Linked DNA regions of Homo sapiens: region 1 is linked to region 2. The links are chromatin contacts, found by Hi-C in ENCODE. All regions are on one chromosome and are shown on one strand. The core of a region is the stretch at or near the end of the contact, and the rest is flanking DNA. Distances in the headings are between cores, read along the strand shown.

Evidence for each region. Hi-C counts contacts between places; a loop is a spot of excess contacts on that map. Pooled maps may share reads with other maps.
Region 1: a pooled map shows a loop between it and region 2 (2.2-fold over the local background). The contact joins the promoter of TVP23A here to the enhancer-like site in region 2. A Hi-C loop is called at or near these places in 2 of 37 single-sample maps with no recorded cell type and 4 of 50 pooled maps.

Annotation. Positions count from the first base shown.
Region 1 is chr16:10,817,411-10,820,110 of GRCh38, reverse strand. TVP23A (trans-golgi network vesicle protein 23 homolog A) reads left to right here and starts at 1,317. Exons shown (of 8, transcript NM_001079512.4): 1 at 1,317-1,626; 2 at 1,929-2,008. The coding sequence starts at 1,618.
Region 2 is chr16:10,296,159-10,298,858 of GRCh38, reverse strand. No RefSeq gene overlaps it. Among named protein-coding and RNA genes, the nearest start is that of ATF7IP2, 89 kb to the left of the region's middle. RefSeq lists an enhancer at 1,022-1,071. Within about 2 kb of position 1,323, at least 5 of the 41 ENCODE cell types and tissues checked have a DNase peak (open chromatin) inside an H3K27ac peak, as active enhancers do.

The DNA.
Region 1 (2,700 bases), core at 68-2,567, 520 kb before region 2:
AAACTCCATCTCAAAAAAAAAAAAAAAGAGAAATGGCATAGGAGAAAGCACTTTCCCTCCACACACACCTGGCAGGCCCTTGTGGGGTCAGCTTAGGGAATTGGGGTGGGGGCGGAGGACAGAAAGCCTGGAACCCAGGCCCAGGATCAGAGATGAGACAGCTCCTGCCTCCACCTCCGCCCATGGAGACCAGCAGTGGGGAAAATGTGTCAGGGGCTTGTGGCCCAGGAGCCCTCTTTGGGGTCACCAGGGGCAGGGGACACGTACCTATTGTCCATGGTGGGAGGGCAAAGGGCAGGGTCACTGGCTTTGGCATCTCGATGCTCAGCCCTCTGTCCGTGGGTGGGGGATCAGGACAGGGAGAGGGCACGCAGGAGAGGAGAGTCACTGTGTCCTGGGCCAGGAAAGACCCTCAGGTGACAAGTTTTCTTTCCTGGGAGGTACCCAGGAAGACTTTCACTTCAAGAAACACTACTATTACTGTCAATAATAGTATTAATACTACTAATAACTTTGCGCTTAATAAGTGCCTGGCACGGCGATGCACGCAGATCTCACTGTGGTTCTGAAGCTGTGGCTATAGCAGCGCCACCCCTTAAAAGGCAGGTGAGGCCGGGTGTGGTGGCTCACTCCTGTAATCCCAACACTTTGGGAGGCTGAGGCAGGAGGATGGCTTGAACCTCGGTGTTCAAGACTAGCCGGGGCGACATAGTGAGACCCTCCTCTCTACAAAAATAAAAATTTAGCTAGGTGTGGTGGTGCAGCCTGTGGTCCCAGCTTTTCGGGAGGCTGAGGCGGGAGGACTGCTTGAGCCCTGGAGTTTGAGGCCACAGTGAGCTACGATGGCACCAGTGCTCTCCAGCCTAGGTGCAGAGAATGTTCCCAACAATCTCTGCACGCAAGAAATTCCCAGGAACCTTGTGAAAAGCAGATTCTCAGGCCCGGCCCGGGGGATGTGGAAGGCCTGGAGTGGGGCCCTAGAATCTGCCTTCCCCACCCCACCCCCCAAAAAAGAACACAGCAGGGCCCATCCTAACTGCATTTTGTCGTGGGGGGTGGGGGCGCGGGGAAGGCAGATTCTAGGGCCCCACTCCAGGCCTTCCACATCCCCCGGGCCGGGCCTGAGAATCTGCTTTTCACAAGGTTCCTGGGAATTTCTTGCGCGCAGAGACTGTTGGGAAACACTGACCTTCTCCCAACCCTGAATGCGGCTGCCCACCACTGACATTCATTCACTGCCTTATCATTCGCTACATCCACGTTTATGCGCCGTCCACACCATTCGCTGACGCAGCCGCCCCCCGCCCCCGACTCCCATTCCTCCCACTATCTCTGTCCGCAGTTCCCCAGGCCGTTGCCTCCCTGCCGCCGCTTTCTCTCCTGGGCGCGTCCCCGGCGAGCCGAGCCCCCTCCCCAGCCTGCGACTGCGCCTTAGGCCCCGAGCGCCCCGCCCCACCCGAGAAGCTGCGCTGAGGCTGCCCCACAGGGCGCAGGCCCCGACCCTCAGCGTCCACCGTCTGCTGCCTACATCCGCCCGCCCGGCGTCCGACCCCTTCAGCGGCGACGGGCGGAGCTGGAGCCCCGGGCCTGGGCGCCAGGTGGGCTCCTGGGAGGGTGATGAAGCAGGTAGGGCCTCGGGGATGCTGGGGCTGGAGGCGGGGCGGGACGAGGGGAGCCTGCGGGAGCGCTGGAGAAGCCGGGAGGAGGAGGAGGGATGCGCCGGGGCCTGGGGCTGGGCTGCACCCGGTGGTCGGGAGGGTGGAGAGGGCTTTGCACTGCAGCCGCAGCGGAGGGGCCCCGCCAGCTCGGAGGGTCCACTTGGGAACCCGGTGGGGTGCAAGTGGAGTCCAAGCCCAGGAGGACAGGGCGGGTGGGGTTGGGGTGTGCGCCGTGCTTGGGCCTGCCACCTGCCCTTGCTCTCCTCCCAGGCCCTGGTGGACGATACCGAGGATGTGTCCCTGGACTTTGGAAACGAGGAGGAGCTGGCCTTTAGGAAAGCCAAGATCAGGTGTGTTGGGATGGAGCTTGGGTCAGGCGTTCCCCAAAGCTGCAAATTCATTCATTTACTCACTCATTCATTCAAAATATATTGAGCACCTACTGTGTGCCAGGTCTGGGGCTGGGGACATATCTGTGGACACATCAGACAAAGTCCCTGCCCTCCTGGAGCCTGCATTGGGAGAGGGAGGAAGAAGGGGTGGAGTTGATGTTGAACAGGCAAGGAGATTAATGAGATAATTGAATGTGAGAAGAAAATCAGCCCTGTGATGAAAGAGAAGGTAACTAGAGAAGGCCACTTGCCTTAGTGCAGCCATGGAGGGCCTCTCTGAGGAGGTGGCATTTGAGCTGAGACCAGAATGATGAGAAGCAGCCAGCCATGGGAGACTCCAGAGGGAGAGTGTTCCAAGCTGAAGGAACAGCAAGCGCAAAGGCCCTGGGGCTATGTTGTAAGATCAGAGAAAGCCACTGAGGCCAGAGGGGAGCAAGCTTGGCAGTGGGCTGGACAAGTGGAAGAGAGCTTGGAGTTTTATTCTAATCCCTGCTGAGTCTAGCTAGACAGACTTGTCCTGGGTCAAGTCACTTAACTGCCTGAGACCTCTAGCATCCCAGAAGGTGGCATGACCAAGGCATGAGGGATGACCTGTGAACGTGGTTGCCGATGGCCCAGGCGGCAGCCACTTCTAGAAACACCCACAGCTC
Region 2 (2,700 bases), core at 74-2,573:
ACTGTGCCAGGTCTTGCCACAGCATTTTGGCTAGTGGCTGGCACATAGATGCTCAGTAAACTTGTTCAACAAATGAGTAACAGAGAAGGAAGAAATAGTGAATAATCTGATATGTCAGACGGAATGGTCATTCCACCAGCAATGTAAGGAAGAAACAGAGACAGGTTAGAGGAAGGCAGTGGCAATGTCAAGTAGAATTGTGGGGACGGAGGGCATGCAGAACTCAACCTCTGGGAGGAGAAATAGAAAAGAGAAGCTATAACTTCTCATTCTTAGGCTGCCCTTTCTTTTGTGACAGCCTCTATCTTGCACCTGCCACTCATTGGTACTTTGCTACATAAAGAAAGGTTTTATGCTGTTCTAGTGATTAGAAAGTTCATGATAATTATAATAATTTCCTTTGGTTCTCTTGAAATTAGTCTAGATATGAGATTTCATTTGGTGTACCTTTTATTCAACTATACCGAGCTGGCTTTGATGATGCAAAACACAAAATAGTTAATTATCAATTATAACAGGACATTTACATAATTACCAAGCAGACCCAAATTGAGTTCATCCTTTTAGAATGAACTTCAAAAGCTGGCTTTGAGTTTCCTCATGATTTTCTTTACTTCCCCAGTTTCCTCACAATAAAATTGTGTTACCCTTATAATGGCATTTTGAAAAAAATAGACCGAAAAAATAAATCAATGATATATTTAACTTTTTCTGTTCTAATCACTCTAAGAGTTTTGGGACAATTGAGTATCACCAATTGAAGAAAAAAAAAAAGAAAAAAGAAAAAACAAAAAAAAGAATTTCCCCTGTTACCACAAAAGAAAAGAGACCATATCCTCCTCCTCTTAGAGTATTCCTGAGAGAAACCTAGTGGTCGTAAATTCTTACTTTAATCTTTTGGTGTGTCTATAAATCTCTTCAGAGGCAAGTAAGCCTCTTGCCAGATTTACAACCCAGAAACATTTTTTTCAAAGGTCTTGGATTTATCCCCTTTGAAATGCAAATGTCTGAGGCAACTATATCTTGGTCACCCAGTCACTGTGGGCGCCTTTCTCTGAACTAGCGGAGGTGGTCATGAGAAAGGAGACCACTCCTCATGTTGTCTTATACTTAATTTCTTGTTTGCTGAAAAGGTAGAAGTTAAAAGAATAAGCAGAAGTGAAATTCATAGTCAGACAGCCCAGCGTCACATTTCGGGCCTGGTAGTTAAAATTCAACCCCTGACCTCACTGCTTGAGTTATCTATAGATTCTAGACACTGTATGAGGAAGCGTTGTGAAACTCCCTGTTCTGTTCTGTTTCGTTGTGATTACTGGTGCATGCAGCCGTCAGTCACCTACCCCTCGCTTGCCCAATCGGTCACGACCCCCTCTTCATGCAGTCCCTTTAGAGGTGTGAGCCCTTAAAAGGGACAGGAATTACTTATTCAGGGAGCTCAGTTTCTAGGACTTGAGTCTGCCGATGCTCCCAGAAGAATAAAGCTCTTTCCTTCCACAATCCGGTGTCTGAGAGGTTGTGTCTATGACTCCTCCTGCTACAGTTAAAGAAATTTTACTAACTTTCCAGTCCACTTCAAGCCCAATTTTTTCACCATTGTTGGGAGTCAGAAACCGATACCCCAAAATAGGGCACTCTGATGGGCCGAACTGAGGAAGACCTAAGGTCTCTCTGACCTCACCCACCTACTTCTCATCGCTCAGTCCTCCGTGTCTCCCAAAACACAGGATGAAGTTGTTCTCTGAAGTTCCCTTATCTACCTAAAGCCCGGACCTGAAAAAGAAGAAAACAATGACCCCGGTCCCTGAGTTTTCATTAGCTGAACTCACATCGCAGGAAGACTGACTGAAGTCTGCCAACACACCTGAACAGACTTGTCACAAATCATTTTCTGCTCTGCAGACCCAACAGACTTTGTTCTGAGCCACTGTGTGTTCTCTAAGCCCATTGAATTCCCCTAAAAATCCTTTGTGGCTGGGAGCTGTGGCTCACGCCTGTAATCCCAGCACTTTGGGAGGCCGAGGCGGGTGGATCACCTGAGGTCAGGAGTTGGAGACCAGCCTGCCCAACACGGCATAACCCCGTCTCTACTAAAAATACAAAAATTAGCTGGGCATGGTGGTGGGCACCTGTAATCTCAGCTATTCGGGAGGCTGAGGCAGGAGAATTGCTTGAACCCAGGAGGCGGAGGTTGTAGTAGGTGGAGATTGCGCCAGTGCACTCCAGCCTGGGCGACAAGAGCAAAACTCTGTCTCAAAATAATAATGATAATAAAAATAAAAATCCTTTGCTATTCTCCTAAAATCATTCACACTTTTCCATGATCCTCTCCCCTAAGAAGTCGGATATAGAAGAATCTGTATCCCTTTGGGATATTAGGCCATCACTCTGCGATCCTCCCCAGCACATGCTAATAAACGTGTATGCCTTTTCTTCTATCATTTACATTTTGTCAGTTGATTTTCAGGGAACTTTCAGAGGGCGAAGGTTTTATTCGAATGGATAATATCCCTTAACTCGTACATGATCTATTGGAATAAAAAAACTTTAGCCCCTAAACATAATGTCAAACTCCCACATAGTCAGTGCCAGCTGGATAGGAATGAGATTCTCTACTTTGCTTCTAGAGGTTGAATTTTTTTTTTTTTTTTTTTTTGGAGACAGAGTCTCACTCTGTTGCCTGGGCTGGAGTGCAGTGGCATG